Linked DNA regions of Mus musculus: region 2 is linked to region 1. A link is a loop called in an ENCODE intact Hi-C map of the cell type or tissue named here. Cell type or tissue: left cerebral cortex. All regions are shown on one strand. Each heading gives the region's core, and the rest is flanking DNA. Links, peaks and the distances in the headings are about the cores only.

Region 1 (8,338 bases), core at 260-8,259:
CAGATCTGGGGCTGCTGTATGTGGGTTATTTTTATTTTTCCTGTGTCCCCTGTGAGATGTTGCCCAGAAATGAGGCAGACAAAGATAGCATCCATGCCTGTTCATGTTTCTCATTCTTTATCAGTTGGAATTGAAAGCTCTGCAGAAACAAAACAAACTCGGGAGGAACTGATTTAAAAAAGGCCATTATTTCCAATTAAGCAACTGTGTTTCTGAGAACATTACCCCCATGAGTAAACTCCTGTGGGAATCCTCTACCTCTTAGGTTTGATGTAATATTTCTGTCTGCTTATTTATTTCTAAAAATGGGGGCTGGGGGGTAGGGAGAGAGATAATGTGTGTGTGTGTGTGTGCGTGTGTGTGTGTGTGTGTGTGTGTGTGTGTGTAAGAGAGAGAGAGAGAGAGAGAGAGAGAGAGAGAGAGAGAGAGAGAGAGAGGAGAGAATTTCTTCAGAAAATCGAAAATCACTCTGTGCCTCTTCATCTTGTCTTTGTCTCCTGCTCTTAGGCATGTCTTTGCTGTGATGATTTGATAGTAACTTGTCTTCAGGAAAAGCTTTATTTTAGGCTTAAAAAACAAACAAACAAATAAGCAAAAAACCCACGAGGACCATGAGTTCAAGCCAATGAATGGGAACAAACACAAGACTGAGCCTCACCTGAATTATATGGCAAAATCCTGTCTGAAAACAAATAACAGGTTTTACTAGGATATATCATTGTATCATACAAGAAAAAAGTCTGATACAACGTAAAAGTCTTTTTAATTAATTTATTTATTATTATTTATTTATTTATTTATTTATTATTTATTTATTTATTATTTATTTATTTATTTACATCCCAAATGTTGCCCTCGACCTGGTCTCTCCTCCCAGAGTTCCTTACCCCATCCTCTTTGCCTCTGAAAGGGTGCTTTCCCCATCCCAACCCCACCACCTTATATTCAAGCCAGACAAGGCAGTCCTTTGCTACATATGTGCGACAGGCCTCAGAGAACATCCCAGCCCGAGTATACTCTCTGGTTGGTGGCTTAGTCTCTGGGAACTTCCAGAGGTCCGAGTTAGTTGACACGGTTGGTCTTCCTGTGGGGTTGCCATCCCTTTTAGCTCCTTCAGTCCTTCCCCTAACTCTTTCATGAATCCCAAGTTGGGCCAGCCAGTCACTGGATGGCCTTTCCTTCAATCTCTGCTGTTTTTGTCCCCTCATTTCTTTCAGACAGGAATAATTCTGGGTGAAAAATTTGGAAGGTGGGGTGGTGTCCCTATCTCTCCACTGGGGTCCCTGTCTAACTACTGGAGAAGGTCTCTTCATGTTCCATCTTCCCACTGTTGGATACTTCAACTAAGGTCACTCCCAATCAGTCCTGGGAGTCTCTCACATCCCAAGTCTCTGGGACATTCTAATCCTTCCCCCAATCCCTGGCAGCCACATATTTCCATTCATTTTCTTGGCACTCTGGGCTTCTCTCCTACGATGCCCACCCACCTTACCCTGCCCCATTTTCCCCTCCATTCCCCTCCCCTTTCTCACCCAGGTCCCTCCCTCCCTGTGAAGGTTTTTAAGAACACAGCCAGCCTCACTGTGGTATGAACTGGGTTCTTAAGACAAAAACAATGGTGGACAGCAGAAATGAAATCAGATCACCCTGGAAATAAACAGCTTGTTTCTCATTTCTGCCAGAAAGGAGTTTTAGAAGACAGCTAATCCTACCTAGCCAGGCTCATTGGATGTGGTGCTCTCTGGAGATGGAGAAACAGAGCACTGCCTGTCCACTGTGGGGAGGGTATCATCTAAAATTAGTAGATGGTAAATGTTAGAAAGAACTCTCCATAATGAGCAGCAACTTCTTTCTTTCACAGATAGAGAATTTACTTCATTGTTCTCTTAAGCAGTGGGGCTTTTAGTTTTTCTACCAACACTCAGTTCCTTTCTCTTCCTCTGCTCAACTTTTTCTTTCATTGATGCATCCAGTATATTTTCCATCAGTAGTAGACTCTGTGAAGTTCCATTTTTTTTCCTTCAATGCATAATTTGCATTTCAGAAAATTCCAGGATGACAGGCCCTCTAACATATTCCCAACTGCTTTTCCACTCATAAGATATTCAGTTAAAGGTCATTAGGAATGTCGCTCTTCATCATGATATATGTTATTAAACAAGCTTTGGGTCTGATCTTATTTTATTTGGGATTTTGCTCCGAGATCAACTGATTGTTGAGCATCAGCTACAACACTTAGGTCGCTTCCCTTGCTTTCAGCGAGGTTTGGATGAGGCAGCATCAGGGTTTTAATTTAGTAAATTAAATATTTCTATCAGTTTATTAAATCCTCATACATAAGGTTCTGCCATTAAAGCTTCATTAATGAGATCAAAGACAGGTATGGAAAAATGACTAAAGATTAAGAGAGCTTCCTGTAGAATATCGAGGACCACAAAGAGATTCCAGCACGCAATTATCAAGGCAGGCCTCCTGCACAAGTGTGCTGAAAATGCGTGGAGCTCAGATGTCTTCTTCTGCTCTCCTCATGAACAATACACAAAATTTAAAGAAAGATAAATGAAGGGAGTTTTGATATTTCACTTTGTAATTCTCTATCTCCATATTTAATATTCTGAGAGTCTTTGGGATTTTCTCTTATTAAATCCTGATCCTGCCTCAGAAATGCCCATAGCCTTTAAATAGACATGGTGTCCATTGGATTGTATTCATTTGAAACTTTTACTTTTCTACGATTTATGTTGTTCAAAGACCACAAAGCATATTGAGACTTTTATTTGAGTGGAAGGTCATTTAAATAGTGAAGTTCTACACTTTTCTTTTTAGTTTGCTTTTGGGTTTTTTTTTGTTGTTGTTGTTTTTGGTTTGTTTGTTTGTTTGCTTGTTTTTTGGTTGGTTTTTTTTTTTTTTTTTTTTTTTGACACAGGCTGATCTCAGGCTGGACTTGAAGTCACTGGGCTGAAGATCACCTTGAACTCTGACCTTCATGCCTCCACTTCCATAATTCTGGGACCACAGGCTGTCCTAGTTTATTCTCTGTTGCTGTGATAAACACGGTGACCAAACACTATGGCCTGGGAAAGAGATGCTGCTGTGCTTAAAATATGTTTTCTCTTTGCATACCCAAAGGTAGTTTCATTTAAAGAAGTAAGTCAAATCCATACAACTGATTAATTATGACCCAAAAGTGTGTGGGTTGTAAATCTCTCCAGAGTTACTAAATTCAACAAGAAAGACCGTGTAGATGTCTGTGAAACCAACTGGGGTGTAATAGTAAATCATTGTGTAGCTGAGGCTGGCCCAGAACCCAGCTGTTCCCCTGCACTCAGCCTCCTCCTGAGTTCTAAGATTACAGTTGTGCACTACCCCGCTTGGTTGAGTATCTTTCAATGCCTTCCACAGTAAATAGGATTGGATGGACACGGTGCAGGGGCGCTGCCGGTGGAGACCAGGTCTATTTCCATCAGAGTTAGACCTGTGGTGGTTTTATTTCAACTAAAGGCTCCCTTTATTAAGACGCCAGGGGAAAGTTCTTCTGTGCCACCACTAGAGGGCAGTATGCTTCCAGGGAAAAAACTGGTTCCTCTTAGCCTCTTGAAGCTTTTCTTGGTCAGTATTCTGTGTGTCCGGAGTCTATTTCACTACAGATCTTCTACCAAACTATTTATTACTACCATAATTGTGCAGCAGCTAGCACTAACAATTGTTTTAGCGAACAAATTCAAAAGTCTAGATTTGAAAGTGTTAAGATTCAGTTTCAATGCATTAACACTATACACAGTGACAAATGTTTATACATTATTTTCACCTGGAACCAAGTGTCAATAGTCTCATAGATTTCAGCAAAGAGCATCTTATCTAGTAGTATAAGGGAATAATTCTCTTCTGAATTCTTTGGAAACTCAGAACATTCTGCGGATCATGATGTTGAAGGTCATTAAGAAAAGATGAAAGATTGAGGGAGCCTGTGGAAGAAAGCTATGAACTTACCATGACCTGTGGATGGTACAGAGTACACAATGTTTTTTCCATATGTTTGCGGTCTGGACCAAATTGCAGGAACTGGTAAGTGGATGCACTTGGAAGGAAGGACATGAAGGCAACACCATGGATGGTGTGTCCAAATCATTTCTGTGGGAAAGGCAAAGGCCTAGGAAGAATATTCTTGTCTCTTTTCACATGACCAAAGATGATAAGACATAACACCAAGTATATTCTTTTGCTGTGATTGTAAAACCTACTCAACACCAGGTACTTCCAAGAAGACTGACCTCTAACCTTCAGGTCCCCCTCACAAATTGGAGACGAAAAGCCACCTTGTGTCTTGATTGCTTTAATAATACAAATGAGAAGTGCTTTGATCGCTCTACTCCTGAACCCAAATGTGTGGCATCCCCTGGTGTCCCCACATGGATCTCTGGTATTTTCTTCAGTCCACTTGGCCTCACTAACCAGGGTGGGTTAGCAATAGATACTCCCATCTATTGTCCTCCCAGCTTTGGTCTAATTCTGATCTTTGCCCAGCTTCATTTTTTAACATCCATTGGTGTTCTGCTCTTCGTATTAATAATGACGAATGAAGTGATTTAATAACGTTCATTCTTATCTTATTCTAAAACTAGGAATATGTTTTCTCTTGCTAGAACTATGATGTTAATTCAAACTTCAGAGTTTTGTTCATTTGCTTGCTGTTTATTTCATGTCAAAGCTTGATTGTATTTGGGAAATCTACTCCTAGTTTATTAAGCTTTATTACGACAGGGTATAAAGTACTCATCAAATGCTTCGCTATGTCAATTGCAAAGTTTATTTTCCCTCACATCTTTTTAAAGTATTTATACATCTTTAATACAAATTGTTCTTATCGTACTATGCTTTCTATATTTTTCCAGACTTTATTTTCTTTGAGGTTGAAATTTGCCTGGTTTATCTTTGGGGAAAAAAAAAAGAGAAGAAATAGGCTGCATGGTCTTGTGTTCAGCGCATTGTATGCTGAAAATACATGGTGAAAAGCTATGACTTAGTATCGTGGCAGTCAGCAAATGAGACAAAGAAATCTAGACATAAACACTACAGAGAGGCAGGACTGTAGTTGTACTGCTGCTACTGTGTTTGTGTGAGAGGAGACGCACACTGCCTACAGTTCTTCTGAGTGACAGATGTCTTAGCAACCTTTCAATTGCTGTGACAAAAACACCTTGACCAAGGTTACTTATAAAAAGAAGCATTTAATTTGGCTCCTGGTTTGGGAGGGTTAGAGTCCATGACCATTGTGGTGAGGAGGATAGCAGCATGCAGGCAGACAAGGTCCTAAGCAGTAGCTGTGAGCTCACAGCTCAATCCACAAGCACAAGATAGAGAACTAACTGGGAATGGCATGGGCTTTTGAAAACGCAAAGCCCACTCTCAATGACACAACCTCCTCTAACAAGGTCACACCTTCTGGTGTCTCTGAAACAGTTCCACCAGCAGAGGACCAAGTATTCAAATGAGCCCTTGGGGGCCATTCTCATTCAAACCATCACAGCAGGAGAGCAGCTAGGGACAAGCAACTCAGAGTAGCTACCTGCTATCCTCTGGGAGGCCATTCAACACACTTTCCAACTGCACCTTGCTGGCTGTCTCTTCACATATGATATTGTTCTCATCAGTGCAGTATGTATAATAAACATTGACCCTGTCTATATATCCGCAGTACTTCTTATCTATGTCATCTGTGCTTCTTTCAGACCTATAAGAGAAAAAATAAGTACACTTGGAAAGTTGTATTTTGATTATACCCACAGAAGAGAATTTTCAAAATAACATTGGTTGTGTGATCTACTGTCTAAGTTAAATTTCAGTTGATGATGGGTAAGAATATGTGATGGGAAAAACTATTTTTTTGATTTCCCACCTCTGGAATATTTTCTGTCATTTGATTCCAGACGTAGCCTCTCTTCCTGTGGCTGATAGGAATTAGAATAATGTCATAAACCCAGTTTAGAAAACTTCAACTCTCTGGATGGTCCTTCCTTCTGTCTCAGCTCTGAACTTTGTCTCTGTAACTCCTTCCATGGGTATTTTGTTCCCCATTCTAAGAAGGGGCAAAGTTTCCACACTTTGGTCTTCCTTCTTCTTGAGTTGCATGTGTTTTGCAAATTGGGTATTCTAAGTTTCTGGGCAAATATCCACTTACCAATGAGTGAACTAAAAAGAGAAGTGGACACATGCCACCATCCCTGACTCAGAAGCTATCTCCAATTGATGATCACTTGCAAATGAAAATTACAGTTTTTTCCTAAGGAAGTCTCACTGGGGAATCTATTCTTTGAAGGGTAGGCTGCATGCCCATCAGTAGATGATCAACAGAAGTGAACTTAATGGCATCTTTAAAAGTTTCTTTCCTCATAAAAGTCATACCTTAGCTTTTCTTTTCTTTCTCTGTGTGTTTATCTTTTTCGTTTTTATTTTATTTACATTTTAAATGTTTCTCTCTAACCTAAGTCGTGTGTGTGTGTGTGTGTGTGTGCATGTGTGTGAAAAAAAAAAGAAGAAGAAGAAAGAAAACCTCAAGTCTGCACTGTCTCTCATGTGATAGTTCCCAATAGCAATATCTCAGGCAGCCCTACTAACTAGTAGCCTGAAATATGGGGTAAGTGATGATAAATGCATATCTATAAGTTGAACATATTGTCGTTCTGATAAACATGACATTGACTCTTAGACTGATAAAAGTCATCAAATAAGTTCATCAGTTCATATGAGGAGCAGAAGAAGCCTGGAGTGTGGGAAGGTTTGAGTGGGTATGTTGTTGCCATGAGCTGGCCATGTTAAGGACCACTGCCTCAGACCCTCAGACAAAGCCTTCCTCTGGTCTGTGTGCTGATGTTGATGACATATGCAGAAAATTTTCACCATGACATCCTCCCCCTGGATATTTGTGGCCTGAAGATCACTCCCCTTCAGAGGCTGCTCCTACTGAAACTGCCTCCTTGTTTAGCTGCATACAATAATCCCTGGCTCCTTGTTTATCTACCTGAAACACCCCACCACCTCATCCAACAGTATATAATAAACAGAGTGAATTTCTGAGGGGCCTCAGCTTTTCCATCTGACAGCCTAGACTTTCTATCTATCTAGGTGCTTATCTTTTCTTCCTTCTCTTGCAATCCTAGTCAGGTCTACCCCTAAGACTGTGCAAGAGTGTACCAAGCTAAATTTTCAAAAATGAGATTTCCAGGGAGCTGGAGAAATGGCTCTATGGTTAAGATGGAAATTCCAGAGGATCTGAGTTTAGCTCCTAGTTTATATTAGGTGGCTCACAATCACTTATAAATCCAGCTCTAGGCTATACAATGCTTCTGGCCTCCATAGATACCTAAAATCATGTGTGAATACTCATATAAAGAAACATACACACAGACACATAATTAGAATTAAAGTAAATGTTGAAAAAAATGAGATTTTTCCATTATGTCAAAGTAAACATCACCCTCTTCCAGAAAAAACCAAATAACACTAATAATAACAACAAAATTATATACACACAGAGCACTATACAACATACCATTCACACATACACACACAAAAAAACACACACCATACCATATATATGTGTGTGTGTGTGTGTGTATATATATATATATACACAAAACCCACACATCACAGGCATATCACACACACAAAATACCACATACCACACATATCAATCACATACACACACATAACACCACACATCACATGCATCACACATACACCCCCTCCCACACACACGCAAAACAAACCACCCCACACATACACATAAACACACACACATGCAACCCCACACACACACACCCATGTGTCACATGAATGACGATCTTACACTTATTATTTAAGGATTGTTTGACAATGTCAAACATCTACTGCTCTTAATGCCTTATCTTCTCTTTTGTTGTGATTTCTAATGTATGTTTATTCTTCTTTATAAAGATTAAGACTCCCCTAGTCTTCCCTCCTAATTCACATCTTGATGCTGGCTGTACTGCTTCCCTGCAAATGGGACCTTTGAGACTTCCATCCATCTCTCCTCGATGTGGAATTATCCCCATTCCTGTCATTGCATTGCCTTTCTGACCCACACTCCTACACTTATTTCTAGCTGAGTGGAAGAACAACATGAAACAGAAGCTAGTGTTTGTGGCATGACCTACAGTGGTGAGCATGCAGAAGTCACTGTGCTTAGCCTCCGCATGGTAGAATTTCAGCAGGGTGGCCTTGGATGACTTCCTATTTGATGCATCCTGATCTAACAGAACTAACAAGCTTGAAATGCAACATGATAGTAGTGTTCTTGCCTAGCCAATATAAGATCTAG
Region 2 (8,338 bases), core at 133-8,132, 520 kb after region 1:
CAAGATGTTTAAGAATGTTACAATTTTCTGTTCTTTAAGCTAAAGGATAAAGACCGTGGACAAAACCAGATTCTCATACTGTTTCATCAGTACAAGGTTGTTGTCTTCATTTCTTTTCCTGTTGCTGTAATAGAATACCTTCTTGGATAAAGGAGATTTAAGGAGAGAAGAGTTTATTTTAGCTCACAGTTCAAACTACAGCCTGTCAATACAGAGAAGTCAAAGCAGCAGAAGTTGGAGCAGCTGGTCACGTGGAATCCACCACGAGGAAGAAGAATGGACTCGTGTCCAGTTTGCTTTCTCCATTTATACACTCGAGAGTCCATAAGGAATGGTTCAGCCCACAGTTAAGATGGCTCCTTCAACATTTTCAGAAACTCAGGTTACTCTAAAGGATGACCCCTCACAAGTATGCCCAGAGGCATGTACCATGGGTGGCTCTATAAAGTGTGTCAAGTTGCTAATTAACACTAATCATCACAGTTTTGTTCCTTAAAAGATTCAAAAGAATTATAATGAGCAAACATTCTGATATATTAACACTGTGTTGTTCTGGGCTCTGAAATGCTTTGTGCAAGTATTAAAATATTAATGCTATTTAAAAACAGATTTTGATGTTAGCTTGTTGCTGGTTTTTCCTCTGCACTGTGTTAATAAGACTTCATCTCTGATTATCTGGAAGAAGTTTAAAGCAGAAAGCATTTCTCTGTGCTCTATTTCAGAAGTTTTAGTCCCGGTATATTATTTCTAGGCCTACGGAGATGCAGAACTCAATGTCAGGGAACACGTGAGAGAGCAGAGCTCCCCTTCTAACAGGGGTAATTGGGAGACCACAGAGGAACCACAGGTAAGGCAGACACCTCCAGTATCTTCCAGCAGGTAGGCTTCATCTCAGAACGTTGCCCTCCCCTCACTATTGTGAGGCTGTACATTATGAAGCCATGTGTGGATCAACCCATTGGCAGAGACTGAGCCCTCTTGATCCAATCACCTCTCTCACTCTCACAGCATCCATCCTGTGTAGACCAAGTGTCCCACACTCAGCCTCTGCAGGGCCCTTGACATCTGACCATAACAGAGGTGACAGAGGAATATTGTCACATGCTCATGAATCCAGGCATGGCATGTGACTACTGAAGTCAACTCAACTATTAAGAGTACCTTACTGCTGGGTGTTTTAAGAACCAGGATGTAATTTCCCTTATTCTCGTTATCACAGCAGACAACATGGCCAAAGCTACCTTGTGCCTGTGGATCGTAGAATGAAATAGAGGCAAAACAAATTCTCCTAGCAACCTCAGTGGGCACACTGTGAATTCCTGTATATTTGAAAGGAAGTCTCCAGTTCTCTCCCACCAATCAGTCTGTCTGTCTGTCTGTCTGTGTATAAGCATGCATGCTTTCTGTGTCAGTCTCAGATCCTCACTTCTCATGCAAGCACTCTAGCCCCCTGAGAAACAACTTGAGATCTTCCATCTCCACATTTCCCATCTCTGTCTGAAATGACTCCAGCCCTGCTATGTTCCTTGATTGAAGACTTGAAGAAACTAGGGTGAGAGTAGCCAGCTCAGCTATCCCACACTTCTGACCTGCAGGCTCTTGTATAAAATGATAGTTGTTAATAAATCACTAAATTTTTGAGTAATTTCTTTAACTGAAAAAAAAAAAAAGGCCAAACAGAACTATCAAGAATGAACTATATAACAGAGGAAAATGTGGAACGTGTTTGGGAATGAGGATTTCAGCATGAATTATGGGATCAAACTCTGGCAGACTGGCTTGCAAAGCCAACGTCTTGGGTAGCTAAGCCACCTCCTAACCCTCTTTTTTATTTGTGCTGAATTCAGTATTTTGTTAAGGATTAAGTTTTTCCCCACTTAGTGTATGTGTGTGTTTCTCTCTCTCTGTGTGTGTGTGTGTGTGTGTGTGTGTGTGTGTACATATATAAATATATGTGTGTTTTTACATATATACTAATACCTGTGTATATATTTAAATATGTATGTATATATCCTGAATGATGTTCTGCAGTTCCCATGCCATTTTGATGAGTGAATTTTCAGTGGAGGGGTGGGAATGATGGAGGAACTAAGTTGTGCATAGGCTATGGAGCGAGGCTGAACCATTTTGACGTCCAAGGCCTGCACATGGCCGGTAATGTCACCACCCTAGGCCAGGTTGATGTCTGTGGTCCTTGCTGTCGCTGGGGGCCATGTCTGGGTCCATGGTCCTGCTGCAATGTCCATGGCCCCCCCAAGGCCCTTGTTACCACTGAAGGCCATGTTGATGTCTGCAGGCTGAGCTGCCTCAGAGGACCGTGATAGGGCCCATGACCCTTACTGCCACTGGAGACCATGCTGAGTCTGTGGCACATGCTGACACCGCAGGCCAGGTGGGTATCATGATCCGTGCTTTCAGCAGATACCATGTGGAGGTTCTTGATCGGTGCTTCTGCTGACTGTAATGGACAAGGAAGCTTCTTCTGCAGAGGTATTGATGACTACAGACTCACGGTTGAGAAAGAGGGACATAGAAAGCTTTGGTGGCAATCCCTAACCTCCACCCCCACACCCTCCCAACCCCCAAAAGTAGCAGTCTAGACAGGAAACCATTTAAGAGAACTTTTAACAGCTGTGATAAGAATACTGAAATGTAGCTCTCCACAACTAGATGGTAAGCAGAGACAGTGGGGAAGGGGAAGGACTCACTCTTCCTTAAGGGACTGGCCACCAAGAGTTTGACTATACTCCAGTGACTATACACACACAACACAAATGGAGAGGAGAGGCCACAATGGTGGGGGACAAGATGGGGAAACCTGGGAGGACTGGGAAGTAAGGATGATCAGGGTATGTGAAATTCCCAATGAAAATTTATGTTTTAAAAGTGGAAACAAATAAAAATGAAGTGCAAGAAACAAATGAAAAAAAGTTTTCCCCACTAACAACACCTCTATGTGAAGAATTTCCTATAATGTAATAAAAAAATCGAGGCCAGGTTATACACATATGTATACATATAAACATACATATATATATATATATGATATTTGATTCTCATTTTTTTCACCTTTGAATAAGAATTTGTTAATTATATAAAATAATGAGTTCCTTATGATGTGGTCATGGGTGCACACAACATGTTCTGACGACACTTACTATCACCCTGGCTTCTTTGCCCCCCCACCCCCCTCCCCTATTTCTCTTCACAAATAGCCCATCTTCTACTGTGGTTAAAAGAGGTTTGTTTTGTTTGTGGTTTTGAAGGACGATCCAAAAAAAGTGGACTCCTGGCTTGGTCTCTGGCATAGAGCTCAAGCAGACAGCATCCTAGGGAAAGAAGCACGTGAGAGGGGAAGAACACATAGCAAGACAGGAAACTAGAGCCAGGAGGGGAAGCGGAAGAAAGGACCTCCTACCAGGTCCCACCCACTACCTCCATCTCTCACCCCATAGCATGAATACCTGAGAATCAAGGGTGCAAATTAGGCATATCCAAGCATATCCGATTTTCTTTGACACTGCAACAGGACAGTGTTGTTCAAAAGTTCAAACTTGGGCTGGTGAGATGGCTCAGTGGGTAAGAGCACCCGACTGCTCTTCCGAAGGTCAGGAGTTCAAATCCCAGCAACCACATGGTGGCTCACAACCATCCGTAACGAGATCTGGCGCCCTCTTCTGGAGTGTCTGAAGACAGCTTCAGTGTACTTACATATAATAAATAAATCTTTAAAAAAAAAAAAAAAAAAGTTCAAACTTCAGGCTGCATAATATGTTACAAAAAAAAAAAAAAGTCACACACACACAAATACACACACGCGCGCACCACAATCTCATCATATTATAAGCAAGTATTAGGTTGGGATGCAAACTAAAGTATCCCAGAGCATACAAGACCCAAGGGATGTGCTGTAAGGTCTCGGACCTGTATTTATTCACCCATGTTGACTCAACAGGATCCACAACAGGCTAATGGCAGAAGCAGCAAGTGGGCTTACACACTGAGTGGCCTGAGCAGAGTGCAGGGCATTCTTTACCCTTAAGAAGGAAGAAACTTTTAGCGTTGGTCTCTAGTATGCCGTCCAGAAGGAGGAAGATCTTGAAACTGCAGGGTTGCATGAACCACTAACAGCTTTGGCCCCTATCAACCAGCAGCGGAAGCACAGCTGCTGGCTGCCTGCTCACTACATGTTGGATTTTAGCAAAGTCATGGGGAGGCTTGACCACTAGGGGACAGCACTGAGCTCCTGGCTCATAGGGGACCTTGGTCAGCCAGCCCAGAAACACAATGGCCACCATAGCCAGGAAGGCTTGTCCTCCCAGCTGAACAGTGAGAGTCCTCAGCAAAAGAGCCCAGGAAACAAGGAAGGTGTTGGGAAAACCTGTGTCCTCGTGCTTTAGAGGGGTTCAGGATTTTATAGAAGCCCACAGTTGAGAGGCGTTAGACTTTTAAAGAGACAGCAGACTTTTACATAGAACTTAGACCCTTAAAGTGCTAAATAAATAAATAAATAAATAAAACAAAACAAAAAATAAAACAAAAAAATTAAGACTGTGGGGCTTTTAAAGTTATACTATGTTTTGTATTGTGGTATTAATCATTACATTACATTACATCTTGGAGACAAACAAGAAAGGAAAAAAAAGGCTTATTAATGTTGTGTTTATGTATCAAGTTGACAAGGGGTTAATTTTGCTGGTCAATTTTTTTGTCACCTTAACACAAGCTTGGATTAGCTGGGGGCGGGGGAAGGGGATATCAATTGAGAAAATTCCTCCATTAGAATGGGCTGTAGGCCTGCCTGCCAGGGTACTTTCTCGATTGTTAATAAATGGGATGGCGGCGGGGTAGACTAGCATATTGGGTAAGGTTTTACCCCAGGGCTGCTGATCATGGAAAGTATAAGAAAGGACACTGAGAAGAAAGTCACGTGCAGGGAGATTGAAAGCAGCATTCTGCCAGGGCCTCCTTTCTCCTGAGTTCCTGCCTCACTGTTCCTGCCCTCAGTTCCCTTAGTGATGGAGTGTGATTAAGACATGTAAGCAAATGAGCCCTTTCCTGCCCCAACTTGTATTTGGTCCTGGTGTTTTATCTGCCCTATAGAAAGCAAACTAAGTCAAGGAAGGTTCAGGAAATGACAACAAATATTTTCAAAAGGAGGGAAAGAGGAGGAGGAGGAAGAGAAGGAAATAGAGATTCCAGAGTGGCCACAGCAGCAATGGGGGAGAAAGAAAATGTGTTAGATGAAAGAGGTCACATCTTGCTAAGCGAATAGGGCTGACGCCAGAGCACAAATCCGCGGGTCCGGTTGTGTGCAGGTTGTGGAGCAGCGGGGATGTGGGAGTGCAGATGTCTTTGGTTGGGTGTTCTCTGTGAGCCCACACAGTGAGGCCTGAAGTTGATGTCAAAATCATCACCAGGCAGAAGAGAGAGAGAGTGCAGAGCAGCCAGAGAAAAGTGTGGCTCTGTGCCTGTGAACGTCTGTGCAGAATTGAAACTTTCAGTTCAGTTCATTGAAATTCAAGGCGTTTCAGAGAATTTCAGGGCAGGTAAATTGATAAGGTTGGACGCTGAGAATTAAATCTGAATTAAAGTTTTATCAGTGAGGAATAGATTCTTTTTTGTTTGTTTGTTTTCGTTTTTTGTTTTGTTTAACATAGCGTTTTTTTGTACTTAGCGGTAGTCAGTGTGCCCCGCTATGGTATCAGATAAAAAAAGAAAAGGTGAACTGTGAACCAGCTCTCTCAGGGCCTTAGCCTTTAAAGGCTGAGCCATCCCTCCGGCCCCGCCCCGCTTCCTATTCTTTCTCTTAAGTAGCGACCTGGGCGTTGCGCAACCACTTCTCTGTTGAGTGCATTCTTGTTCTCAATACTAAACAACTCTCATTTGTTTTCCTTGTGCACAAAACCAAACACTCGAGGAGAAAAGAAAAAAACCCGAACTCTTTGCAGCGAGCATTTTGCTCTGAACAGTGGCTAATGACTCATTGTGGTGCAGGGCTAGAGAAAAGAAACCTAAGGGGCACGAGAGAGCTGAGCAGGCGGGTTGTAGAGATGAGAGAGAACCTGTAGGGAAGAGAAGGGTGTGGAGTGCGGCGTGGGCAGGCGTGAGGGTCGGGCGTGTGCGTGGATAAAGGTTTGTAAGCAGCAGTGTGGAGCGGGAGCTGGTGGGGCTGAAGAAGGCGATCCGGTTGGGGTGCGGGTAGCCGATCAGATTTCAGGGGGAAGAAACATAAGAAGAGGCCTTGTGGAGGTTGAAAGTTTGTTTGGGGGCGCAGTATAACCGTGGATTTGTGGTTTTGTTGAAAATGGGAGAGAAAAAAAGCGTGTAGACCAGGCTGTCCTCGAACTCCAGATCCTCCTGCCTCTGCCTCCTTCAGCAAATCCTACCGGCCTGCGCCACCAGAACCGGCGGTAGAGAGCTTGAAAATCGTTCTATTGAAGCGTCTTCTTAGTGACGCACGCTAACTGGTATTTAGCGGAAGGATCTCTGTAACCGTGGAGCCAATAGCACTCCGTCTGTCCCACGCTCTCCACCGGCTTTACACAAACTCTCCGCTGAGCTCTCGCACTCTTCGGGCCTCACGCCCGCCGCCCTCACCGAACCACACCCGCAACAATCCCGGAAGGTCTTTCCCGCCCCACGTCCCCCGCGGGCCACGCCGGGTAACACAGTCCCGGCACCGCAAGGCGACTGCGCGCTCAGCCGTAAGTCTCCGCTGCCCAGCGCCCTGCCCCGCAGCCCGCGCGTGGATGAGTCTGTACTCGCTATTCCTCTACCTTTTCGCCCTCCACATTCACAGCGGAAGATCCGTGACTGCAAGGAGGCTGCACACGGAGGCCACCCTCCTCAGGGATGACTGACACGTCTCAAAACTCAATCCTCCCGCATCCTGCTGGGAGCACTTGGAAGCTTGCCCCTGGTTTTTGTCCACGTGCGGGACTCCAGGAAAGATCGGACCAGCGTGTGAAGAAAACTCGACATGAAAATAAAATAGTGCGTGGACATCTCTGATTCTTGCCCACTGGTCCCCCGATCACCAGAACGTTCACCTTCAGTCGTAGACAACCCCTTCAAGGTGCCCACCAGCTCGGGAGGACCGCCTCACCCTCAGCTTTAACAGTCCTTGCCCAGGGTGCGTTCCCCTGGATAGCCACCCATCTGTACATGGCTGTAGCAAAATGTTAAAGAATGTTAGCAAGTTTCCTTCCACCCAAGGGTAGAGAGTGTGGACAAAAATCCAGTTCTTGTATTGTTTCATAGCCAGCCCAAGGTTCTCAGTTAACACTTGCCATCGCTGATTTGTTACCTAAAGGGGGGTAGGAGGGGATGTATTAAGCATACATTCTGAAAAATTAACCATGTATCGTTCTGAATTTCGGCAATGCTTTGTGAAAGCATTAAAATGCTAGTGCTGTTCAAAAATGGATTCGCATGCTTGTTTCTCTGCAGTGCCTGGTATTTTTCATCTCTTTGAATAATACTGAAGATGTTTAAGCGCGAAGCACTTCTTTCGATTCAATATCAGAAGTTTTAGTCCTGATAAGTTCTTTCTGGGCTCACGGAGATGGCATGAGGTAGCAGAGTGCTTACTGCAGAACAAAGCTTCCCCCTTAGCAGTGAACAACGAGAGACTAAGAGGAGAAGATCCAAGGACAAGACATAGCTACCAAAGAAACACCTCAGGGTCTCCAACAACGAGATTCCCAACTTAGAGAGTTTCCCTCACTTAACTAATTGGATAAGGCTGAGCCCTCTTGATCCACTCACCTCTCTCACAGCATCCACCCTATGTAGACCAAGTGTCCCACACTCAGCCTTAGGGCCCTTGACATCTGAAGATAACAGAGGCCACCTAGGACTATTGCCACATGCCCATAAATCCAGGCATGGCATGTGACTACTGTAGTCGTCAATGCACTGAACTATTAAGAATACCTTACTGCTGGGCGCTTTAAGAACCAGGGTGTAATTTCCCTTATTCTCTTTATCACAGCAGACAACATGGCCAAAGCTACCATATGCCTGTGGATTGTGGAATGAAATAGAGGCAAAACAGAGACTCCAAGCAACCTCAGTGGGCAAACTGTGAATTCCCATAGATTTGAAAGGAAGTCTCTCCCACCAATCAGTCTCTCCCTCTCCCTCTCCCTCTCCCTCTCCCCCTCCCCCCTCCCCCTCCCCCTCCCCCCCCCCTCTCTCTCCCTCTCTCTCTCTCTCTCTCCCCCTCCCTCTCCCCCCCCTCTCTGTACAAGCATGCATGCTCTCTGTGTCAACCTCAGAACCTCACTTCTCAGGCAAGCAGCCCAGCCCCTAAGAAACAACTTGAGACCCTCCA

The links. Peaks named below come from ENCODE experiments on the same cell type or tissue, not always from the same donor. Only the 100,000 strongest peaks of a DNase experiment are listed, where the experiment ranks them.
Region 2: it touches region 1 in a loop (3-fold over the local background); 25 of 42 quality-filtered maps call a loop at or near these places.

The regions. Positions count from the first base shown.
Region 1 is chr6:129,361,287-129,369,624 of GRCm38, reverse strand. It overlaps Clec12a (C-type lectin domain family 12, member a), which reads right to left. Exons shown (of 6, transcript NM_177686.4): 6 at 4,322-5,731. The coding sequence ends at 5,563. Among named protein-coding and RNA genes, the nearest start is that of Clec12a, 15 kb to the right of the region's middle. In left cerebral cortex, for the core only: a CTCF peak has its summit at 3,550 (motif pointing right); a DNase peak (open chromatin) is centred at 3,565.
Region 2 is chr6:128,841,361-128,849,698 of GRCm38, reverse strand. BC035044 (cDNA sequence BC035044) reads left to right here. Exons shown (of 3, transcript NM_001254946.1): 3 at 1-1,655. LOC115490435 (a long non-coding RNA gene) reads left to right here and starts at 4,663. Exons shown (of 2, transcript XR_003956525.1): 1 at 4,663-6,707; 2 at 6,803-7,429. In left cerebral cortex, for the core only: a CTCF peak has its summit at 4,228 (motif pointing right); DNase peaks (open chromatin) are centred at 4,940, 5,361, 6,461, 7,526 and 2 more places; H3K4me3 peaks cover 2,509 bases; H3K27ac peaks cover 1,704 bases.